Linked DNA regions of Homo sapiens: region 1 is linked to region 2. A link is a contact called in ENCODE Hi-C or POLR2A ChIA-PET data. All regions are on one chromosome and are shown on one strand. The core of a region is the stretch at or near the end of the contact, and the rest is flanking DNA. Distances in the headings are between cores, read along the strand shown.

Evidence for each region. Hi-C counts contacts between places; a loop is a spot of excess contacts on that map. ChIA-PET counts read pairs that join two places held with the same protein, here RNA polymerase II (POLR2A). Pooled maps may share reads with other maps.
Region 1: a pooled map shows a loop between it and region 2 (2.3-fold over the local background). The contact joins two enhancer-like sites. A Hi-C loop is called at or near these places in 1 of 168 maps with a recorded cell type or tissue (HepG2), 1 of 37 single-sample maps with no recorded cell type and 2 of 50 pooled maps. POLR2A ChIA-PET finds 5 or more read pairs at or near these places in 1 of 52 experiments (Panc1).

What each region holds. Positions count from the first base shown.
Region 1 is chr7:47,718,400-47,724,328 of GRCh38, forward strand. No RefSeq gene overlaps it. Among named protein-coding and RNA genes, the nearest start is that of LINC00525, 40 kb to the right of the region's middle. RefSeq lists an enhancer at 5,588-5,929. Within about 2 kb of position 2,097, at least 3 of the 41 ENCODE cell types and tissues checked have a DNase peak (open chromatin) inside an H3K27ac peak, as active enhancers do.
Region 2 is chr7:47,442,399-47,448,280 of GRCh38, forward strand. The region is part of intron 4 of TNS3 (tensin 3); the gene reads right to left. Among named protein-coding and RNA genes, the nearest start is that of SNORD151, 19 kb to the right of the region's middle. RefSeq lists an enhancer at 4,952-5,452. Within about 2 kb of position 2,478, at least 2 of the 41 ENCODE cell types and tissues checked have a DNase peak (open chromatin) inside an H3K27ac peak, as active enhancers do.

The DNA.
Region 1 (5,929 bases), core at 847-3,346, 280 kb after region 2:
CCATGTTTAATATGATTCAATTTATATTAAGTGTCCAGAATAAGAAAATTCATAATGACAGAAAGTAGGTTAATTTGTCATTGCCAGGAGGTGGGGGTAGGTGATGAATTGGGTGCAGGATTACTGCTAATGGGTACAGGGTTTCTTCTAGGGTGATGAAAATGTTCTGGAATTAAATCATGATGATGGTTTATAAACACGCTTTAAAAAGCCACTGAATTGTACACTTTACAATGGTAAATTTTATTACACGTGAATTTTCTCAATTTTAAAAATAAGTGCCTGAAACCCAGGGAGCACCTGGTAAGTGACGACTATTGTGACTATTAAATCCTGTCACCAGCCGCAATTTACACATGACGAACCATCTCTGAGGGAAAAGGTGCCTCACCTAGGGGCACAGGGCTGGATTGCACTGCTTCCAAAACCCACCAGTTAACCAAGATACCTTACATCTCTTCAGGATTCGTCTCTTCAAATCCTGCCAGTGACTTCCAACCCAGAGGGAGAAGGAGAAGGTAATATGCTGAGCAAAGAAATGTGTCTGATGAGAGTATGGTTTCTGTTTATTATATAGACAAGTATGACAGCATTTACATTTGCACATCTTCCTCTGTGATTAAGCATTACATGTTGTCTTCATGTAGCATTGTTGACCAACCTCCATTCAGAATGAAGTTTAGAGAACACATGCGGCTTCTTGAATCTGAGAAAGTGTTACTATGATTGTATTCCAAAGCTCCTACGAGCTTAGCATCGCCCTCAACCTTTGGAGTTGGAGAGAATGTGGAAGTTCTGGGTACACTGTTAAGTACTCCATAATGGCGAATTCCAGCAGTCATAGTGATCACCGAAAGGTCCTAATAGTAAGGCGTAGAAGTGGTGAGAGATTGGAGCCCTTGTGTTGGGGGGCAGGGAACATGAAATAGTGTGTCCACTGTGGAAAACAGTATGGAAGCTTCTCAAAATATGAAAACTAGAATTACCATATGATCTTGTGAGTCCATGCTGGATATACATGCAAAAGAATTGAAATCAGGGACTCAAGCAGATACTTGCATACCTGTGTTCATGGCAGCATTATCCACAGTAGCCAAAGGAGAAACAGCCCAAATGTCCTCCAGCAGATGAATAGATAAGCAAAATGTAGTATATGCATACAATGGAGTGTTATTCACCTTTGAAAAGAAAGGGAATTCTGTCACATGCTATGACACGGATGAACTTTGAGGACATTCTGCTACAGGAAATAGGAAATAGCCAGGCACAAAAGGACAGATACTGCATGATATTTAAGGAACCCAGAATAGGGACCTAGAATAGCTAAATTCATGTGACAGATGTAGAGTGGTCAAATTCATAGAGACAGAAAGTAGCGTGGTGGCTGCCAGGGGCTAGAGGGACGCAGAATGGAGAGTTTGTGTCGAATGGGGACAGACTTTCAATTTTGCACAACGAAAACATTCTGGAGATGAAGCGTGGTGATGATTGCACAATAACGTGAATGTGTTTAGATATCACTGAACTGTATTGTACGCTTACAATGGTTAAAATGGTAAATTTTATGTTAAGTGTATTTTACCACATTTTTTTTTTAAGAAAGAGAAGGTGCAGAAGTTGTACCAGCTCACCTTTCTGTCAGTGAGCCTCTTAGATCAGACAGGCCAAAACTTCTGGAGACGTTCAGGCCACTGGGGTCCCCTTTCCCCAGCTGCCAAGCTGTTTTCTGATTTTCATAGCTGCCCTCAAGGCCTCCTGGCCGATCCTTGAACTTGCTGCGAACTTTATGGAGATTGGTGATTGCCCTGCTTCCTGGTGGCTGGGCTGCTATAAATAATAATAATGCTGATAATGAAAAGAATTGCTCAGGGTGCAGCAGGAGGCTCGCCAGGCTCCCAGACTCACGGGGGGAATGGGGAATGTCATGTCCAGGGGCTGCTTTATGTACTTGGTGTTAATAAATCATAATAATTAGATACTGGTCCAAGTCATTTGAAATTCATTTCTTTCATTCATGCAGCATTGCAGGAAGATGAAGATGCTGGCTGATTGACCTCATTCTTCACGTGCACTCAGGGCTCAGGGCCAGCGCAGGGCTGGGGAAGCTGCTTTCTTCCCACGCCTCCAGGGCCCAGCCTGGCCGTCTCACAACCTGGCCTCCTTCTTGTCTGTGAGCTCACACTCTCTTTCTTCCCCCGCATGCAGATGGTGATGATGGCCAGGACACTGGCCACCTGCCTGCAGCATGCCCAGGGCCTGGGCTTTGAGGCTTGTCTTCCCATCCTGAGTGCTCCACATGCTTTATCTCACTGGACCCTCACAACATGCCTTTGGCAGGTGAGGAGGCTGAGGCTGAAGCTTGGCCTTGAATGTTGGCATGAGTCCTCACCAGCGTGTGTATTTGTCAGGTTAGACTGGGCTCTGCCGTGGTAACGAAACATCTACTAAATCTCAGTGGTTTCACATTGTCCTTGTTTATTTCTCACATATGCAAAATCTTCTGTGGGCCCGTGACTTCACAGGGCAGCTGTCCCTTGTACAGAAATCGAGCCCTGCAGGCTGCTCCTGTCTCCAAGCTTGGCCAGCTCCAGAGAAAGCGACCTTCACCTTCATGGTGGGGGAACGTCCATGGAGGTCTGTCACCCGCATGTTTACACTTCTGCCCAGAAGTGACACACGCACTTCCTCTCATGCCTTTTATCCAGAGCAGCCACAAGCCAATCCCCCTGCGAGGGTCTTGGGGTGTGGAGATCCTGGGCCTCCGTGAGCAGAACTGGAGGTGAGTGAGCTCCAGTGAGGTCTGCAGCTGTGTCTCCTCATCTCAGTGCTGTTGACCTTTGGAGCTGGAGAAATCTTTGCTACGGAGCCTGTCCTGGGAATCGTAGGATGTTTAGCAGCATCCTTGGCCTCTACCCACCAGATGCCAGTGGCACCATCCACTTATGACACCAAAAATGTCTTCCACATTGCCAAATGTCCCTTTGTGGGCAAAACGGCCTTTAGTTGAGAACCCTCGGGGCCTGCACCATGCTGTGTCTATGGATAAGGTGCCCAACGCTCTGAATCTCTTTACTAATTTCGAGTTAATGCTGCCCACTCTACAGAGATGATGTGAGGATGAAATGTCTCTGACTCGTGTGAAAGTGTGCAGCACTGAATCCCAACTCAGTAGGGCCAGGGCCCTGTTTTTGCTTCCCACTGTATTCCCAGTGACTGGCATGGAGGAGGCTCTCAGTGTTGATTGAGATGATGAATGAATGAATGCTCAGTCCTGGCATAGGACAGTGCTGAGTAAGTGGCAGTTCCACCCCCACCCCATGACCTATTTACACACAGATATGGGTTTTTGGGCCTTCATGGAGGCAGGAAGCAAGGGGCAGAACAGGATGGCCCTGTTGCGCTTCTCTACCTGGCCGACAGGTGTCCCCCCGAGCCCCTTCTCACGGGGTACTGCTTCCAGAAAGGCTGTGATGGGGCTGCTTGCTCCCCAACTCTCCTTTTCCCTGGCCACTGGTCAGAGTCTCCTGGGAAGGTCTCGGCCGCAAGTTGGCCAGCCCGAGGGGGTCTTCGTCTGTAGGGAGTCTGTGCTTCTGCGGGGGAAGAACCTCCTGGGGAGCACATCTGGTGCTTTGACTCTGATGTCAGATCAGACAAGTCCAGTGCTCAGCAACCCCAGACTTCGCTGACAGAGGCTGTCACATTCCTTACACACCTGGGACACTTTCTCTCCCTGTTGAGACTAGCGCTTTTTCTCTTTCTCTGGACTTGGTTCCCCAAACCTGTGCTTCCCCAGCCCCTCCAGTTACCTCCAGCTCTTGGTGAATCACTCTGTGCCCCTGATACCCTTCACCCAGGCTGTGGGCCAGTCTCCATGAGCAGCGTCTGTCCTCACGTTGGCCTGTCCCCCTCTGGAGGCCTGTGTGCTGGGCTCCTCCGGCCATGCTGTCCTCACTCTCCTTTGGCTCCACACAGTTCTGCCGAGGGGCTTCAGCTCGGCTCTGAGTACCTCCTCTTGGCCTAAGACCTGCTCACTATCTTCTGGACTTTCTACCTGGGACAGGGAAAAAGGGTGCTGTGCCCTCTTCCCGTGGTTGTGGTGTGGTGGGAAGAGGAGACGCTGAGGAGCCAGACACATCTGGGAACCATCCCAGTTCAGTCTTTTCACAGCCTCGGTTTCCTCAGTTTCAAAGCGTTAATAAGGTTGACCCTCATGTCTCGGTTACCTCAGGCTGCTGTAATAAAATAGCACAGACTGGGTGGCTTAAACAACAGACATTTCTCTCTCACAGCCCTAAAGGCTGGAAATCAAAGATCAAGATGTTGTCAGGCTGGAATCCCCTGAAGCCTCTCTCCTGGGCTTCCAGATGACGGTCCTCCCCCTGCGTCCCCACATGGTCCTCCCTCTGTGTGTCTCTGTCCTAATCTCCTCTTCTTATAAGGACACAGGTCATATTGGATGAGGGCCTACTCTAATCATCCCATTTTACTTTAATTACTTCTTTGAAACCCTATCTCCAAATACAGCCACATCTGAGGGCCCAGGAGGTTGGACTTCAGTGTATGAGTTTTGGAGGGACACAGTTCAGCCCATAGCACCTGGCAGTTGGACCTGAAGATGACCCCAAAGGATTGAATGAGTTGATGTGGTTACCTCCTGTTATGCTTCAAACCCATCCTGTGGCCGCCATCCAGCCCATGGGGTTCTGCCTCCAAACCATCATCTTCTACTCCGTTACTGCTCTCCTATTCAATGGCTGGAGACACAGAAGCCAAGACCTCCTAACTCCACATTTAATTTTTAATTTCCCCCACTTTTTACTTATTCTGTGCTGGGAACACAGAAGTTGCGCATAGATGGAAATGAGTACTGGGTGACATTTCAGGGGGATTACACATGGCCGTCTACCTTCTTAGCCCAATGGCTGGTTTGCATTTGCCCCAAGGGGTGGACTTGACTTCTGCTACTTCTGTGGTCACCTCTGTGCCCTCCCAGGTACAAGATGGAAGTCCTGATTTCAAGTCACTCCATTATTCTCCATGACATGGGTCTCATGCACCATGGGTTCTGGTTGGAGCCATAAGCGAGTATGAATGGCACTGTCTGTGTGACCCTGGAGATGGCCTCATGCAGGGGTCCCCAGCCCCTGGGCTGCGGGCTGGTACCGGTCCATGGCCTGTTAAGAACTGGGCCGCACAGCAGGGGGTGAACTGCAGGCGAACAAGCATGACCGCCAGAGCTCCGCCTCCCATCAGATCAGCGGCACCATTAGATTCTCATAGGAGTTCCAACCCTATTGTGAACTGCACATATGAGGGATCTAGGTTGCATGCTCCTTCTTTTTTTTTTTTTTTTTTTTTTGAGACGGAGTCTTGCTCTGTCACCCAGGCTGGAGTGTGCAGTGGCGCTATCTTGGCTCACTGCAAACTCTGCCTCCCGGGTTCATGCCATTCTCCTGCCTCAGCCTCCCAAGTAGCTGGGACTACAGGAACCCGCCACCACTCCTGGCTAATTTTTTGTATTTTTAGTAGAGACGGGGTTTCACCGTGTAAGCCAGGATGGTCTCGATCTCCCGACCTCGTGATCCGCCCGCCTCGGCCTCCCAAAGTGCTGGGATTACAGGCGTGAGCCACCACGCCTGGCCTACATGCTCCTTCTAAGAATCTAACTAATGCCTGATAATCTGAGGTGAAACTGTTTCATCCTGAAATCATCTCCCCTGCCGCCACTGCCAGTCTATGGAAGAATTATCTTCCAGGAAACTGGTTCCAGGTGCCAAAATGGTTGGGAACCGCTGGCATACTGGGTGTGAAAGCTGTGTGGAAATTGCCATACCCCTAGAGGAGTGAGACTTTGTCATCCTTCGGCCATTCGTTCATGCTTTCCTGAGTCCACCCCTCCGGTGTCTACTGGAGTCTCCCACTGGCCATG
Region 2 (5,882 bases), core at 1,228-3,727:
TCATGGCTGCTATTATTTACTTGAAAGAACCAATTAATGAGTGACTTTCAGGAATTCTCAGTCATACCTACTCTTTTTTAAAGAGCCTATTCAACAGGGAGAAAAGACTCGGGTTATAATTACTTTATAGTTATATAACTCTTCCTTGTGTGTAAGGGTTGTTATATACTATGGTGACAGAGATCTACTATTTCAGGAAAAATGCCCAGCAACTGTGTGAGTAAGAAGGCTCTTCAATATTTCAGAAGTGAGGAAATTGGGACTCAAAGAGGGAAGCGATCTTGTCAGATGGCAGAGGTGAATGGGGAAACCCAGACACCCACTACAGGGCTCCCTCAAAGTCTCTTTCTGCCCCAAGCCAGGTAATGCTGCACACAGGAGCCCAGAGACCCCCGAGTTGGGGGGACACAGAGCCTCCGGCACTCCTCCTGCTCCCCGATCAAAGCAGGCCCACAGACACCACCATCAGAGGCATCAACACCCCCGATCACACCTGGGATCCCACTCAGGCAGGTGCAGCTCACCTGGACTCCTTAGGCAAGAAATGAACAGAAAACAAATTCTATGTATATTTCGGAGACCAACAATACAGATGTTTTCCTGAAATCATACCAATGCAAAGCCTAGCGCCAATTCCAAAACCACAGAGATCATCGTCTCAGCCTCCCAAGACAGGGGCAGGATCTAGGGGCGTGCTCTTCAGTTCTACACCAAGGTGCCGGTGAGCTCAGCCCTGGGTCCACCTCCTCATTGTTTTTCCCGGGAAAGCCCCTTGGCCACTCCACTTCTTTGTCTCCTGCCTTTTGAAGTGAGAATAGTAACAGACAGGGCCAGTCTCATGGAGCTGTCCAGGGATTCACTGAGGTAATTCTGTCAATGGCTTGGAATCCAGCCTGGCACCGCATGGCCACTGCCCGTGCTGGGCAGACCTGGTCAAGTGAAGTCCCGTGGTCTCCAGACCCCGCCCACCCCTGACATCTGAGCTGCACCCCCTGCTCATCCCCTATGCCCACAAAGCTGCAGGAGGCTCCAAACATGTTCCTCTGATCTTCTCAAAGCCCTAACCCAAAGCCTTTCACAGCTCAGACTAGACAGCTACAAAACAGAAGACTACTCTTTTGCCTAGTAGAGCAGCAAAAATAAAAATCTTGAAAACATTTTTTAAAGTTTTGATGAAATATAAACAGATGCAAGATTTCAGAGGACAACTTGTCAGTGTGTATAAAAAGTATTTAGAATACGGCCGGGCACAGTGGCTCACACCTGTAATCCCAGCACTTTGAGAGGCCGAGGCGGGCAGATCACTTGAAGCCAGGAGTTCAAGACCACCCTGGCCAACATGGTGAAACCACGTCTCTACTAAAAATACAAAAATTAGCCTGCGTGGTGGCGCACACCTGTAATCCTAGCTACTCGGGAGGCTGAGGCACAAGAATCACTTGAACCTGGGAGGAGGAGGTTGCAGTGAGCCAAGATCGTGCCACTGCACTCCAGCCTGGGCAACAGAGCAAGACTCTGTCCCAAACAAATAAACAACAAAAAAAAAGTATTTAGAATACAATCCCAGAGTAAACTGAATGCACTAAAATGAAGTCTCCGAAAAGGTAAGGAAATGATACATCAAAAACCCGTTTAGGTTAATTCATACAATCTGTACATGTAACACTCAAATTCAAGCAGCTCAGATGCAATCCTAATAGAGCCAATCTCATTATGGGGAAACTCAGCTTAACCAGGGTCCCATTTAATTCAAAAAAGTATTCAATAAGCCAACATCTCAGGGGAGAACAGCAAGGAGTTTGATCGACCATGGTCCTGGGTCTTACATGAACCCACCAGGATCTGACTATATGTGTCCCACATCTTCACCAGACCACGCATCCAAAATACAGTGACTCCCATTGCAATGCCATGCTGGAGTACACTGGCCCAGTTCCTACAAGTGGGCTGTCGCTTCAGACCCTATGTCACGCTTATCATTTGACCGTGAAAGACTGGCACGCAACTTAACATATAAACAGCATTATATAACTCATGGGGCAAAACTATTTAACTCTCACATGACACATCATTCCAAGATGACAACCACACAAATACGTGACTGCTCACTGCCGGCACCAACGTGATGGGGTAGGAGTGTCACCGTCCCTCAGGCGGGGCCCTGACGGCAGGAGGGAAGGAGGGAAGGGTCCCAGAAGGCATGAGGACTCTGCTGTCCCTGACGGAACCCAGGGCCCATTTCCTCAGCTGCAGAGTGAGAAGGGCAGGTCAGACAGACCCACGGGATCTTCTCAATCCAATAGTCTCTGAATCCAATTCAGCATTATAGGCCTCGATACAGTAACTCCAATGTTCAAACCCCGAAACCATACAAATTGCAACCACTGCCAAAAAAACAAACAAAAAAAACCTTTTAAACCAATAGTTATATAATTTCTAAGGTCAAGGCCAATGGAGGAAACTGTAATCTGTGCTATCACCACAGGGAGGCCCCAGCACCTGAGCTGGTGAAAAGTCAGAAAGTGTTGAATTGCACAAAGTTGCTTACATGAAGTGTTCGGAAATGCAGGGTTCCTGTAAAGTGTCCCAGCATTGCCCAGAGACACCCCTTCCTTAACCTCTGTATTGGGAAGAGGGGCAGGAAGGAGGAATTCAGCCCGTCCCCCAACATACCCAATTTTCTATGTAAGTCTACATCCACTTAAAATCGAGGCGAGAAACCCAGCACAGCTCAGGGCCACCCTCCAAAAACACAGACAGCTTGACACCCACTCAAATCCCCAGCCCCAGACCCGCATCTGTCCACCTCATGCCTCCAGATGTGCAAACACAGGTCTGGCCACCTCCAAGGCATGTGGTGCTCAGCAGCTTCCATAGCACAACCCTGAAGAGCATTGCACGGAGCCCAGCAGAAACCCCAGTAAGCAGACATCACCACCCCTATGTTACATGTTACAGGTTGGTAACATAGGGATGGTGATGAGGAAATGAGGATTTGGTGGGCGGACGTGTTGGAATCCCACAGTTAAGCTGCAGTAGCACCTTCTGACACCAAAACTCTGTTCTCCTTCCATCTCCTGGCTTTCAGGTGGTCCACACCCTCTCCTGCACAGGCTGCCCCTGAATCACATGAACATCAGTGAGGATAAAAGACTCTTGCTTGGGGGAGCTGTTCTAGCCCCGTGCCAAAAAGGGCAGAGAAACTATGGCCCTTCCATCACTTCCAAGTCAGCGTCTGAGATCTCATGTGACTAAAATCCCCCTGAATCATTCAGGGGTTAAATCTGGAACCAAGTAGAGGACATGCCTATGACAGGTCCCCCTGACACACTGGGGTAGAACCCCCTCAGCTGCTTTGACTTGGACTAAAATGAGAACCAGGCCCCATACTGAACTGGAACTGCCGCCAAGAGTTTCTGAAATACTGTGCTTGTCAAGAGGAGACTCAGGGATACAATGTCACTGTAAGTCTTTATTTGAAAGTAAACAATACACCTACACTTGGGTTGCACAAATCTAAACCCTGTGTGTGCACCATAATGCATTTCATGACTGAAGGATGACTGAGAAACTAACTTGCTATAGGTTATATTAAACCTGGCTCCTGAGAAACCCGAAATCCTAACCTCATATAAGGTTTAAAAAACTCTCTCTACTTGTAGGCACCAGTCCTGCAAATCTGTGTTGCAAACTCACTCTCTAGGTGTTTTTTTCTTTTGTTTTGTTTTGTTTTGAGATAGAGTCTTGCTGTTGCACAGGCTGGAGTGCAGTGGCACGATCTCAGCTCACTGCAAGCTCCACCTCCCAGGTTCATGCCATTCTCCTGCCTCAGCCTCCCAAGTAGCTGGGACTACAGGTGCCTGCTACCATGCCCAGCTAATTTTTTTGTATTTTTAATAGAGGCAAGGTTCCACTCTCTAGGTGTTTTGAAAAGAGAGCTGCCTGCTCACGTCCTCAGAAGCCTTCCCAAGCTGTGGTTTCCTTGTGGACCCTATCGCCAATGTCAATCAAATCCAAGCCCTTAGTGATTAGAGTTTCCATGAGATAGAAACACAAGTTGCTTCTTTTGTTCTCTTGTTTTCCAGGGTGAAAAAACCCAGACAGCAAAGCCTCCCACCCAGCCTCTGCCCAGCCCATGCCTCCCTCACCTGTGTCCCTGTTGGCATGCTCTTATCACAGCCTTCAACACCCAAATAAGAGAAAGAGAAAAGGGAGGCCCAGGTAGAATCTGTGGTTAAGGTTAAACCTGCAAAAGGTAAGCCTGCAAAGACCGCCCTGTTCCAGGCTGCCTTTTTTTTTTTTTTTTTTTTTTTTTGAGTCTCACTGTCGCCCAGGCTGGAGTGCAGTGGCATGATCACGGCTGACTGCAGCCTCTCAGTGACTTCTCGGGCTCAGATCATCCTCCCACCTCATCCTCTCAAGTAGCTGGGACTACATGCATGTACCACCAAATACGGCTAATTTTTGTTTTTTTTTTGTAGAGATGGGGGTCTCGCCATGTTGTCCAGGCTGCTCTGACGCTCAAGCAATCCACTGGCCTCGGTCTCCCAGAGTGCTGGGATCACAGGCATGAGCTTCCGTGCCCGGCCAGACTGCTCTTTAGAAGCATTTTCCTTCTACAGGTCCTGGAGCTCATCCTGGCCACGTGACAAACTGGCCCCATGGGCTCAATGAGGTCAATGAGGTCACTAAACTCCCTTTCTCTTCCGGTAAAATGACAGCTGTGGATCAAACACTTGGAGGTCATCCCAGTCCTGGACTCCCTGAGTCAGTGAGTGAAAAGTGAGGAGAGGCATTCCTCAGATAAAAAATTAGATGCACTGCCTGGAGGGTCATTCTGGTTCCACATATGTTTGTTTGTTTGTTTGTTTGTTTGTTTGTTTGTTTGTTTTTGAGATGGAGTCTTGCTCTGTTGCCCAGGACAGAGCACTTCCTAGTGTGTCACAGCAGTGGGCGAGAGCAGACTAAGCGGCAGGAAGGCAAAAACACCTCTTTTGGGAGAAAGTAGCCTAGCCTTATGGCAAAGCACACAGGCTCCACATCAGGCAGTCTGGGTCCAAGTTAAGGGTCCACCGCTTGGCACCTGCAGCCTCAGGAAAGGTCCTCCACTCGCCTAGGCCTCATCTCCCTCCTCTTTCCAGGACTGTGCGCTCATGTCCCGACCTCACCTTGGAGTTAGCAATCCACGCATGGCACACTAGGGCAAACCTGCTTTTCACAGTGGCCCTATGGCACATGGTCCTGCAGTGACCCTACAGTTCTCAGTCCCGCTGTGCCCTCCTGCAGGGCGCCATCCTGCAGTGCGCTATCCTAGCACACCCTAGGCTTCACCCTAAAGACCCTACCCTAAAGCCTCATCCCATCCCACAGCGCCCCACCCCACCACGCGCCATTTGCCAAGACCAGCGGACAACTCTAGAACATGTGATGATGCTCGCTCTAGTATCTCTATGAGAACCATGCTTTCCACTGTGAACTGCGGCTTCTTGCTCAGGAGGACAGCCCTGATCAGAAGGAAGACCTGAGCTTCAAAGAGTCTTTCTGCACATCTGGGAGCAGAACAAGGGAAGAGCCAAGCACATCCACCTAAAGAAGGCAGAGAAGACAGCAGGAGGCTGGGGGCCCTGGCAGAAGGAGGGGAGGCTGTGGACTGCTGGGACTGAAAGGGCCACTGGAGATTCCCCAAGGCCACTGCCAAAGCACATTTCCAGAGCAGCCATCCCTGGAGCTGCTCCCTTGGCTGTCACATCAACACCATGGCCACCACCCGGGCAGGAGTAAGCACACTCACCAGAAAGCCAGCAGCCTCCTCTGCACTCACCCATGTGGGGCATGCAGAGGGGGAGCACAGGGAGGAGGGAAGAGTGAAAGACACAGGCCCC